Linked DNA regions of Homo sapiens: region 2 is linked to region 1. A link is a loop called in an ENCODE intact Hi-C map of the cell type or tissue named here. Cell type or tissue: breast epithelium. All regions are shown on one strand. Each heading gives the region's core, and the rest is flanking DNA. Links, peaks and the distances in the headings are about the cores only.

Evidence for each region. A loop is a pair of places that touch in the nucleus more often than their neighbours do. Peaks named below come from ENCODE experiments on the same cell type or tissue, not always from the same donor. Only the 100,000 strongest peaks of a DNase experiment are listed, where the experiment ranks them.
Region 2: a loop joins it to region 1, with 5 times the contacts of the local background. A loop is called at or near these places in 1 of 110 quality-filtered maps.

Annotation. Positions count from the first base shown.
Region 1 is chr16:6,923,111-6,929,599 of GRCh38, reverse strand. The region is part of intron 3 of RBFOX1 (RNA binding fox-1 homolog 1); the gene reads right to left. Among named protein-coding and RNA genes, the nearest start is that of RBFOX1, 910 kb to the right of the region's middle. RefSeq lists enhancers at 2,332-3,006, 3,007-3,681. In breast epithelium, for the core only: no CTCF peak of the experiment used is centred there; a DNase peak (open chromatin) is centred at 2,658.
Region 2 is chr16:6,801,554-6,808,042 of GRCh38, reverse strand. All of the region lies in intron 3 of RBFOX1 (RNA binding fox-1 homolog 1), which reads right to left. Among named protein-coding and RNA genes, the nearest start is that of RBFOX1, 790 kb to the right of the region's middle. In breast epithelium, for the core only: no CTCF peak of the experiment used is centred there; no DNase peak of the experiment used is centred there.

The DNA of each region.
Region 1 (6,489 bases), core at 900-4,899:
TAAAAATTAAATTTCCCCGGCCCCATGCAGACCTCTTCCCTCACAGCTACAGTCATAACTGGATTTTTAAGCCTTCTGAAAATATTGTGGCTTGCAATAAAGCAAAGCACTGTGTCAAAAACTGCTTAGAATACAGAAAAGCACGCTTCTGATATATACCAGGGAACTGCTGTTTACCTGGTGGAGGCATCAATACTGCTTGTGGATGTCATTTTGACAATGGTGACGTGCACCGGGATTCTAACCTTGCCTATATTCACATTATGAATGAAAAAACAAGGTAAACCCCTCTTCCATTTACCAGAGCTTCCCCAGTTTCCTACCTCTAATCCAACCCTTAGCAATATCTTCTTCTTCTCTGTCATAAAGGGTAGGATCCAAGCAGTTAAGAACACACTTGCCTTCAAAGAGTAGAATGTGTTTGCTCTGAAGGTAGTAGGGTATCCAGGAGAAGAGATGTGTTTAATAAAGTATTGAAGAGTTGCAATGTGGGCCTGTGAATTAAACACTAGACTGGGGAGTGGGGCAAGCATGGTGTTTTCCTGGCGTCTTCCTAACTGGCTCACATCTGCTCCCTTGGAACTCAAGCATGCGTGTCTGTGAATGACGCTTGCACCGTGAACATCTTTACTTCCCAATGACATGAGATGACATCTGCTTTGGGGACTTGAAGCCCCCATATCTGACAACTGATGCTCTACTGGGCTCCATTTCTAAGTTTCTGTGGTGATGATGGTGGTGGTGGTGGTTTTAACTGGCTGATTTTTTTGTGTGTGTTACTGTTCTTTTTCTGTGTGCATATGTCTTTTCATAGCGGAAAGAAATCAAACAATGTGAAATGATGAAACACACACATATGCAACCGTGATTGATTGGCAGACATTTTAATCTTTTACTTACCACTCTGACCTCACAGTTCTTCAGTAATTTGAGGGCTACTTTTGAAGAATCCCACATGAATGCAAGGCTGCTAGAGACCTTGGGAGCTACAGGGTAACTGTAAGACACATTGCTGATCCCAAGGAATTTATAATTTCCTTGGGCCAACAAGGTTACCCTGGATAAAACGATTAGAGAAGACAAGAGGTGCATAATTAACGCATGAAAGCAGTCTTATTTCTGAGTTGAACGTTCTTTCCTCAAGCATGTCCTGAGCTCTTGGCTGCCAGCTCACCCCTTCATTATCCTACAACAACCTCTGCTCCCACAGGGCCCTTTGTTGGCTCCAGAAATCAGGATTCTCTTTTCCTCTTTTCTTTCCCCGCCCCGTCTTCCTCCAGATCGCCTTTGTCCCTGATCTGATGGTTCACAACCTTGGCTGTAAGCTTTTAAAAATCTGGATGCCCAGGGATCCTCAGACCAATTAAATCAGAATCTTCGGGGGCAGTACCCAGACATCAATCTTTTCTAACACTCCCCATGCAATGCCAATGCACAGCCAATGCTGAAAACCCCAATCACACACACTAAGAATTGTGCCATCTGCCGAAGGGACTGAAGGGAACCAAAGTAAAGAAGCAGCTCCCAGTCATCTGGGGCTTCAACCCAAGTTGGGGAAATTATAAATCTAGAGGGGTGGGTGCTGGGGGTGGAAGCCAGCAGCAGCGGAACAGCAGCTCAATGGGAAACTTTACGGAGATGCAACTACCTTCAAGATTATGACCAATGCCATTATATCATTATATTTAGTGTTTAGATGATGTTTAGCGTATGCTATTAGTATATGTACACACTTGAAATGATGTGTTGTGAGATCCACATTTTCTATTTCCTTCAGTGTTAGGCTTCTGGCTCTTTAGGGTGGTGGCTTAATTCAACAGAACAAAAACAATGATTGGAGATTTTAGGTTCCAGGCCTTACATAGGGCACTGACTTATAATCAGCCTTGCTACAGTGCCCTAAAATCTGCTCCCCCAAAGGGCAGCAGGTGATGCTGACATCCTCACTATTATTCAACATGCAGCAGATGTCTATTAAGCCCCTGCTAAATGTCAGGTACTTTTCCAGGCACACAGGACACAGCAGTGAATGATGCAAAAACGAAAAACAAAACAAAACAAAACAAAGAAATATCTGCTCACATGGAGCTTCCATGTGGAAAGAAAGAGAGGAAACATTTTTGAAAATAATGATCAGCCTGTTAACACGAGACGTTCGGATTTTTTTTTTTTTTTTTTTTTTTTTGTGAGAAAGCGTCTCACTCTGTTGCCCAGGCTGGAGTGGAGCGGTGCGATCTCAGCTCACTGCAACCTCTGCCTCCCGGGTTCCAGCGATTCTCGTGCCTCAACCTCCCAAGTAGCTGATACTACAGGTGTGTGTCACCACACCTGGCAAATTTCTCTATTTTTAGTAGAGATGGGAACTGGCAGCTTCAGCAGGACCTAGGGTTTCGTTAAAAAATGAAATCCCTGAGCCCCACCCAGACCTAACAATTCAGAACTTCTGAGGGTGGGGACCCTCTAAGTCTCTAGGGGATCAAACCCTCTGGGGGAAGCTAATGCAAACTCAAGCTTGAGGCCCATCGGTATAGGAAAAGAAAAATGGTGGGTGGATTTAGGTAACGAAGGGTTAATAGTAATCGCTGGTTGAGTAGCAATTGCTTGACAAAGCTGTCTGAGAAGCTGGCAGAGGCCTGAGTAAGGCAAGGAGGAGCAACTGCATTCCAGCAGTGACAACAAAACCCAGGCCCTGAGGGAGTACCTGCTAGGACAATGCGCAGGTTCTAAGTGAAAAATAAAAAGAGTCACGTGGATGTTTATGTATTTTGTATCTGCACGGGACAGAAAGATCAAAACGATAATTTTAAGAACTCAAGAGACCCAGCAGAAGCATTTAAAAGTTCAGTCTCCAAGAAGTGTGCTCTCTTTCACCAGTTCTTGAACGAATTAACGGGAAGAAGAGCTAAGTAGCATTTTTACCTTAACCATGCACATATGTTTACTCAGCCCGCAAAGCTGTGTCTTCTACACCTTCAAGACAAAGGGAGGAGACAGCCCCAGCATGCAACTAGCATTATCTTTCAAAGGCAGAGCCTGCAGGATTTCTCCCTGCAATTTTCCAGAAAGCCTCTCCCTGGCCTGCAGCCTATAACACCGCTACAAATGTCATTAACTTAATCAACCCACTGAACCTACTATCTACATCTGAACACCGATCAGGAGGCAGGGGAAATTCTGAGGCCTGCTGTGTGGTGAGGATCCCAGTGGGTACTTTCTGCAGGCGGGTCTCCTGTTGCACAACTCTGTGTACCCAGTCACTGCCAAATAAGGGTTTTTGTTTTTGTTTTTTCTTTGAGATGGAGTCTTGCTCTGTTGCCCAGGCTGTAGCGCAGTGGTGTGATCTCAGCTCACTGCAACCTCCCCCTCCCAGGTTCAAGGGAGTCTCCTGCCTCAGCCTCTGGATTAGCTGAGATTACAGATGCACACCACCATGCCCAGCTAGTTTTTTGTATTTTTAGTAGAGACAGGGTTTCATCATGTTGGCCAGGCTGGTCTTGAACTCCTGACCTCAAGTGATCAACCCACCTCGGCCTCCCAAAGTGCTGGGACTAACACGAGCCACCAAGCCCAGCCAGCAAGTTGAGGTTTTTGAGCATAGACAGAGATCTGACGGTTGACATGGTTTCCAGGACTACAGACTTAACGATGAGTTTAGGTTACTAAAATAAATTAATTGCAAAAGTAAATAAATAAATAGATGATAAAACAAAATTACATAGAGAAATGTAATTACAGATTTTTTTTTTAAATCACATAACCTTGCAAGGAACTCACCAAAGGTAATTTCGCCAGGCTTATTTTATTCCTATTTCTAAATATCATCCCTACCTGGGGGATTTCCCGTTCTTTGCTTGTCTGTGTTTGGGTGTTTAAAATCAACTTTGATGTATTTACTACCAAATACTTGCTCAAATATCAAGCTGTTAACGCATTCCAGGCCCTACCCTAAGCCCTTTGTAGCCACTATCTTATTTACTGATGCCCCCAAATATTTATGGATTGCCTCCTCTATGCCACCAACTAGTCTTAATGCTAGAGCTATGTCAGTGAATAAAATAGATCAAAATCCCTGCCCCCCCGGAAATTTACATTCACAGTGGAATAGGGTGGATAGGACAATAAATAAATAAATAAATAAATAAATGTGGAGTCCATTAGTCGCATTAAAAAGGATAGGCTGGGTGCAGTGGCTCACTCCTATAATCCCGGCACGTTCGGAGACCAAGGCAGGTAGATCGCCTGAGGTCAGGAGTTCAAGACCAGCCTGGCCAACAGGACGAAACCCTATCTCTACAAAAGTTAAATGGGCATGGTGATTTGCACCTGTAATCCCAGCTACTTGGGAGACTGAGGTACGACAATTGCTTGAGCCCGGGAGGCAGAGGCTTCAGTGAGCTGAGATCATACCACTGCACTCCAGTCTAGGCAAGAGAGCAAAACTCCATCTCAAAAAAAAAAAAAAAAAAAAAAAAAAAAAAAAAAAAAAAAAACCAACAACCTAGATGTCCAACAACGATAGACTGGATTAAGAAAATGTGGCACATATACACCATGGAATATTATGCAGCCATAAAAAATGATGAGTTCATGTCCTTTGTACGGACATGGATGAAACTGGAAACCATCATTCTCAGCAAACTATCGCAAGGGCAAAAAACCAAACACCGCATGTTCTCACTCATAGGTAGGAATTGAACAATGAGAACACATGGACACAGGAAGGGGAACATCACACACCAGGGACTGTTGTGGGGTAGGGGGAGGGGGAGGGGGGAGGGATAGCATTAGGAGATATACCTAATGCTAAATGACAAGTTAATGGGTGCAGCACACCAACATGGCACATGTATAAATATGTAACAAACCTGCACGTTGTGCACATGTACCCTAAAACTTAAAGTATAATAATAATAAAATTAAAAAAAAAAGAATAAAGGTAGAAATATTTTATCACAGTAAGGACAAGAGGTAGGTACTTGCACCTCATTATTTTGCAGGTGAAGAAATGGAGGCTCGGTGATACAGTTTGGATATGTGTCCTCTCTAAATCTCATGTTGAAATGTGATCCCCAATGTTGGAGGTGGGCCTGGAGGGAAATATTTGAGTTATGGGGGTGGCTTCCTCAAGAATGGCTTGGTGCCTGCCATCCCCTTAGTGATGAGTGAGCACTCACTCTGTTAGTTCACACGAGATCTGGTTGTTTAAAGGAGGCTGGCACCTCCTCCCCTCTCTCTTGCGTGTTCCTCTTCCCTGCCCAACATGCCTCCCATGATGAGTGGAACCTCCCTGAGGCCTCACCAGAAGCAGAGCAGATGCTGGAGCCATAACTGCACAGCCAGCAGAACTGTGAGTCAAATAAACCTCTTTTCTTTATAAATTACCCAGTTTCAGGTGGCATTATTGCTATTATTATTATTATTATTATTATTTTTGAGACAGAGTCTTCCTGTCACCCAGGCTGGAGTGCAGTGGTACAATCTCAGCTCACTGCAACCTCCACCTCCGGGTTCAAGCGACTCTCATGCCTCAGTCTCCCGAGAAGCTGGGACTACAGGTACGTACCACCATACCTGACTAATGTTTGTATTTTTAGTAGAGACAGGGTTTCACCATGTTGGCCAGGATGGTCTCAAACTCCTAACTTCAGGTGATCTGCCTGACTCAGCCTCCAAAGTGCTGGGATTACAGGTGTCAGCCACCACAACTGACCTTCAGGTATTTCTTTATAGCAATGCAGCATGGACTAATACACTCAAAGAGGTTCAGTCACTTGCCTGAAGTTTCATGGCTAGAAGGTGGCAAATCCTTTATTGGACTCCAAAATAGACTAACTATTAATTAAGCTTTGATATCTGTGTTCCTGACCACTTTGCTGGCCTTCTACTGCTTTAAAGGCTAGAAAATGGCAGTCAAGGGGTAAAGAGTAAAGGGTGTGTGGGTATATCTGATGCATCTTCCATGCTCCCCTGCTGATTCACTCTCCATCCCATTCCACCCTGCTCTCTGCCCTGGAAAATGGTCAGCCATGATTAACAGAATACCACATCTTTTTATTTATTTATTTTTGAGATGGAGTCTTTCTCCATCATCCAGGCTGGAGTGCAGTGTTGTGATATTGGCTCACTGCCTCCTCCACCTCCCGGTTTCCAGCAACTCTCCTTCCTCAGCCTTCCAAGTAGCTGGAATTACAAGTGTTCCCCACCATGCCTGCTAATTTGTGTATTGTTAGTAGAGATGGGGTTTCACCATGTTGGCCAGGCTGGTCTTGAACTCCTGACCTCACATGATCCTCCCGCCTTGGCATCCCAAAGTTCTGGGATTATAGGCATGAGCCACCACACCTGGCCAGGATACCACATCTAGCAGCCTGTGGGGCTGGGCTGATGGAGAGCTCAGGCAGGCAACTGAAGACCAGGAGCAGGGACCAGGGTATTTATTCTCAGACTCACACTGGACCAGCTGCTTTCCTATCTCCTTTGGAATTCTAC
Region 2 (6,489 bases), core at 818-4,817, 120 kb after region 1:
TATACATATACACAAGGTATAATTTGCATATTATATATAGTTCTATGCATATATATATACAGGGTACAATACGCATATTATATATAATGCATATATTACATATGCATATTATACCCTATATATATATACACACACACACACACACAATAATATATATTCAACAGAACTAGATATATATACTAACATACATATTCAATAGAACTATATATATAATAAGCATCTTTTTTTGAGATGGAGTCTCGCTCTGTCACCAGGCTGGAGTACAGTGACACAATCTTAGCTCACTACAACCTCCATCTCCTGGATTCAAGTGATTCTTCTGCCTTAGCCTCCCGAGTAGCTCCGATTACAGGCGTCTGCCACCATGCCCAGCCAAATTTTTTATTTTTAGTGGAGATGGGCTTTCACCATGCTCGCCAGGCTGGTCTCAATCTCGTGACCTTGTGATCTGCCTGCCTCAGGCTCCCAAAGTGCTGGGATTACAGGTGTGAGCCACCACACTCCGCCATAGTATGCATCTTAATATCATAGGACAAGCAAAGTCCCATTAGTGAGTGCAGAACTCAGGACCCCAGCCCTGTGTGCTACTCCAACATTCCTCCAGCATTTCCCATCCAGGTGAATGGCACCACCATTCAGTCAACCAACCCTAAATGCAGAAATCAACTTGGACTCACTCATCCTTGTCTCAAAATTCCCATTATCAATTTATTGCCAAGTTCTCTTCATTGTATGCCCTAGAACTCTTGAATCTGCTGTTTAGTTCCCATCATCTCCCTCAATACCTTAGTTTAAGAGGGCATCAGCTGTCACTTGAACTACTGGAACAGACTCCTAACTGGTCTCCCTGTCCAATCTCCAATCTGTTTCTCACATTGTAACCAGTGTTTTATTAAAAGGAAAAAAAGAGGCTGGGCACGGTGGCTTACACCTGTAATCCCAGCACTTTGGGAGGCTGAAGCAGGCATACTACTTGAGGTCAGGAGTTCAAGACCAGCCTGGCAATCATGCTGAAACCCCATCTCTGCTAAAAATACAAAAATCAGCTGGACGTGGTGAGACGTGCCTGCAATCTCAGCTACTTAGGAGGCTGAGGCAGGAGAATCACTTGAACCCAGGAGGTGGAGTTTGCAGTGAGCTGAGATCATGCTATTGCACTCCAGCCTGGGTAACAGAGCAAGACTTTCTCTCAAAAAAAAAAAAAAATATATATATATATATATATTTATATATTTATTTATATATATAAATGAAAAGGAAAGAGAAAAAGAAACAAAGAAAAAATAGAAAAAGAAAGGGAGAAAAAACAGAAAGATGCTCCCCTGGTAATACATGTAAGACAATATCACCTCATTAATATCAATATTATCATTTTAGCGCATATAATACAAATCTGTTACCGCGTGTAGGTAAAAGACATGTTTTAAAAAACCAATGATGTGATCAAATTTGCTGGGAACTAGTTCAGGCTCTTTAAAATCCATTTCTTCTCCACAGACTATCCATGTAAGATGGTGAACTCATTCAAATGCTTTTATTTACTGGTCAGAATAGGCCCAGCAAAGATACTTTCTGAAATTATTTAACATTTGTTAGCTCTAGTTAGCATATGAATTTGAAAAAGATGCAAATGTATTACAGTCTTTCTGGTTTTTCCTTATTACAGACCAGTTTCTCATTCCATCTTTCAAAACTCTATAGTTTTTTGGATGACATTAAAGTAAATATTCAACATTATCAGGTTACTACAAAGCTTTATAATGACTTTCAGGAAGGAAAAGTACTTCATAAAAATCTCTAAAACAAATACTGGCTATAGAACAACATCCAATTAATTAATTTGCTAATTTTTCTCTTATATTGTGACCTGTGGCAATTCTATACTCATTTCTATTCTAACTAATTCCACTCTAAATCATCTAAATATTCAAACTGGTTCTTGGATGAATCATCTTTGTGAACCATATACTTCTCCAAGCTGCTGGATGACTTCTTATAGAGCTGCAACTAGCAAATATTTTGAGTATGAATACCCACAGTTTTTCCCCTTCTCACCTCACAAAAGGTAACTCCTCCTTTTCCAGCTTGGCTTTTGGAATTCTATGGTTTAGAACTAAAGCAATGAGTAAAGAAGATACAACAGGGAAAGTAAAGGCTAGTGATTCGTGTTGGAAAGAGCCAAGTGTGACTGTAAGGAGAAAGGCGGAGATAGATGCTGAGGACAACAGGGCAGCGAAGATGTGAAAATCTCCACATGGCTTGGGTGTTACACTTCAGACTTTACAGTGGAGGGAAAAACCTTGAAGAAAGGAGGGTACATTGTGAGGCATGCAGAATGGACAAGATGGTAAGGATAATTTCACATGTTTTCAGCATTCATTAACAGACTTCCCTCCTTGTAAACATCCTCGAAGAGATACCAGGAATAATTTGATTTGCTCTTCATTGTCTGATGATCTGTATTCCTTTCAATGTGATAACTGAAGTGAGAATTTTTTTAACTTTTATTTTAGGCTCAGAGGTACATGTACAGGTTCATTACATAGGTAAACTCATGTTATGGGGATGGTACAGATTATTTCACCACCCAGGTACTAAGCCAAGTACCCAAGTTATTTTTTTCTGCTCTTCTCCCTCCTCCTACCCTCTATCCTCCAGGAGACCCCAAAGTCTGCTGTTCCCCTCTGTGTGTCCATGTGTTCAAATCACTGAATTCCCACTTGTAAGTGAGAACATGCAATATTTGTTTTTTTGTTCCTGTCATAGTTTGCTAAGGAAAATGGCCTCAAGCTCCATCCATGTTCCTGCAAAAGACAGGATCTCATTTTTTATGGCTGCATAGTATTCCATGGTGTAGATGTACCACATTTTCTTTAGCCAATCTGTTATTGCTGGGCCTTTAGGTTGATTCCATATCTTTGCTATTGTGAGTAATGCTGCAGTGAACATTCACGTGCATGGGTCTTTATGGTAGAATAATTTATATTCCTCTGCATATAAACCCAGTAATGGGACTGGTAGGTCAAATGGTATTCAGTTTTCAGATCTTTGATGAATTGCCTTTCACAGTGCTTTTCACAATGAACTAATTTACACTCCGACCAACAGCATATGAGAAGTCTTTGAATCTCGCTTTTTGTTTTTCAGTTAATGTTTGGGACACATGGCCTTTTTAAGAATGAAATTGACTATGGAGGACATAACTGCCAATACTTTACCTATAAGAAGTCAGAGTGGCAAATGCACATACTTGGCAATAGAGTAGGGAACGGCCCCCAATCCACTGCGTCCCATTCTAGGGCTCTCATGAAGTAAACAGTACCCTGTTCTGCCCCAGTCATGTGTGAGGTCAGCACTCTTATTCTTTAGAAAGTTGGCTGTTCTAATGAATAGTTCATTCTCATTACTGACATCCTAATGAAAGAACACATTGTGAAACTTGATATTAATCCAATCAATCTTCCTAGCTTCCACAGTAGCCACATACAATATTTAGAGTCCAATTTAGAATTCTTTATTTGTAGGATGAAGATTATTTATGCACCTAGAGCTGTTGAGCCTGTTAGTTCCATTGGAGGGCGTGTACCATCCAGTCAAATCTTCAGTCAGCAAAGAGTTATTGTTGACCTGAAATACTGCAGGGCTAGATGGGGCATTAGGGATCCTATTAGAATTTAACTTCCATGAAGGAAGAAGTCTTATCAATTTACCCTGGAGTTAAAATTTGTATGTATTGGCAGGGCTGGGTGGCTCATGCCTGTAATCCCAGGACTTTGGGAGGCTGAGGTGGGCGGATCAAGAGGTCAGGAGTTTGAGTCCAGCCTGGCCAACAAAGTGAAACCCCATCTCTACTAAAAATACAAACAAGTTAGCTGGGCATGGTGGCGGGCACCTGTAATCCCAGCTACTTGGATGCCTGAGGCAAGGAGAATCACTTGAACCCAGGAGGCAGAGGTTGCAGCGAGCTGAGATCATGTCATTGCACTCTAGCCAGGGTGACAGTGCAAGACTCCATCTCGAAAAAAAAAAAATTGTATGAGTTTTATGTACTATACAGTTTAGCTTCATATGTTATAACGTGCAAATATTAGGAAACTATGGGTTCTAAACAAGATGCCAGATCTACAACAATGGTAAAAGCTTACATTTCAGCAACACTCTGCAGCTTACAGCATGGTTTTTTATTGTAAAAGGAGTTCTTTAGGAAAAAATTAGAAATGTAGCCTGTGAATCTCCCAGTACAACTCTCTAACGAACATTCCTTATGAATCTTATTCTCTCACAAGTAATAGATTCTCAGAATTACTCTTAAGCAAGATAAGCCAAAACAAAGTCTCTATTCTCTGTCTGGTAAAATATCTGCATATTTGTTCAGGGAGAAATTATTAATGGTGAAAGATTCTTTTGCTAAAGTCCATTCGGTTTAGGAATCCTGTTTCCTTCTCAGTTACTTTATTTTACCACCATACATAATTTAAGAAGGCTGATTTTTGTTTATCTGTTTTCCATTTAGGAAATCTGGAAATCTAGATTATACACAGATTGCACTGGGGAGCTAAAAATTTCAGTCCCTAGGAAAGTAATAACAAATGTTTGTTTTTCCAAGGCCAGAACGCCACTCTCACTTTCTCCCTTCACTGGGAAAGGTTTCCAGATTGTGCCTGCAGATTGTTCTTCTCTGTACGGCTGGAGGCAACACTTCTGCTGTAGTTTTCTGCTTCCAATGACTAAGGAAACAATGCCAGTTCTGGGATGTGGGCCTTCCTGAAAATTGAAGTTTGCACTTTCATGCAGAAAGCTAACAGCAATGTCATAGGCAATGAGGGTCAAGTGAACATTTTCGACTATTTTCAATCATTTGGTGTCCTTAAATGTCTAACTCATGGCATTTAAAAGAAAAAAAAAATCAAGGCATGGTCTAGCTCAGAGGTTTTGAGTCTGCAGAGTGGGTGATGGGGAAATTAAACACACACACAAAGTAACATTTTGAGTTCAATGGAAATGAGTAAGTCCCTTTTCCTAGTAGCAAGGCAGCTAAAAGACTTTTAGAACAGATTAGAAAAGGAGAAAATAAAAATTGTTGTGGAAGAAGCCATCTTCCCTCTTCAATAAATATTTAACCCTAAGGGAAACTAAAATAACTTCTTTGCACAATTCCACTATGTCAGCTCCTTAAAAGAAAGGCAACTTAAGTTAGTTTATAAAATTCTTCATAGCCAAGTCTCCGAAAAATATTTTGGGTCAGCCTACTTCAAGAGTATCATCTAACAATCAGATTCTTACAACAACGTGGGGGAATGGCTTTTGCCGAAATGAATAAAGGAATATAAAAACCATCAAATAACATGCACTTTTTTTGTTTTTAATTGAGACGGAGTCTCACTGCCACCCAGGCTGGAGTACAGTAGCACAATCTCAACTCACTGCAATCTCGGCCACCCAGGTTCAAGCGATTCTCCTGCCTCACCCTCCCAAGTATCTGGGATTACAGGTGTGCACCACCATGCCCGAGTAACTTTTGTATTTTAAGTAGAGACAGGGTTTTGCCAAATTGGTCAGGCTGGTCTCAAACTCCTGACCTCAGGTGATGTGCCCACCTCGGCCTCCCAAAGTGCTGGAATTATAGGCATGAGCCACTGCGCCAGGCCATAACATGGACTTTCTAACATTAACTGTTAAAAGGGAAATGTCAAATAACATCCAAGCAATGAAATTCCCAGAGAAGCACAACAGGACCCTGTGTGGCAAATCAGGTCTCACTAACACAGGCCTCCACAACTACTGTTTCGGCACTGACTGAGTGGTTAAGTTAAATAATAAAAGCTGAGGCAGCCAGAGCCCATCTACAAAGGCTGGGATGCAACCAAAGCCCACCCAGAATTGTGCCCAGGCCTTTCCTGGGGCTTAAATCCTGACAAGATACTGAAGGATTTCTTAACAGGACTTGTTTAGGATTAAACAAGTTTTACTGGGATCTGAAGAAACTCCCCAGGCCTCCACAAACAAGTTTATTGCGGGGTCTAAAAGAACTCCCCCAACCTCCATGATTAGCACGAGACAAGATAAGGGTAATCACCCCAGCACCTAGACCCATTTAGATTAAATTTACTGAAGGTCCAGATGAAGGTCCTCAGGACTCAGATCTTAGGTACAGATGACAATAAATGAACCACTTAGGTCTTCAGATGAATGCACACTTACATGTAGACATACAACTTAGAAGGTATATAATCTTTGGAAAACTTTGTAATTTTGAGTCGGTCTGGCAATATTTTCCAGACCTTCTCCCTGTAACTGGTTACAGAAATAAAAACTCTCTTCCTCCCCAGTTCATCTGCACCTCATTATTAGACCACGAGAAATAGCAGTGTGACCCTCAGTTTGGTCCAGAAACACCTTTCCTGCCCAATTAGCTGTCTCCTGATGGACACATGAGTCTCCTGGCCATCTCCCCAACCTCCACCCCAATTATGGGCTTCCTTTTGCTGC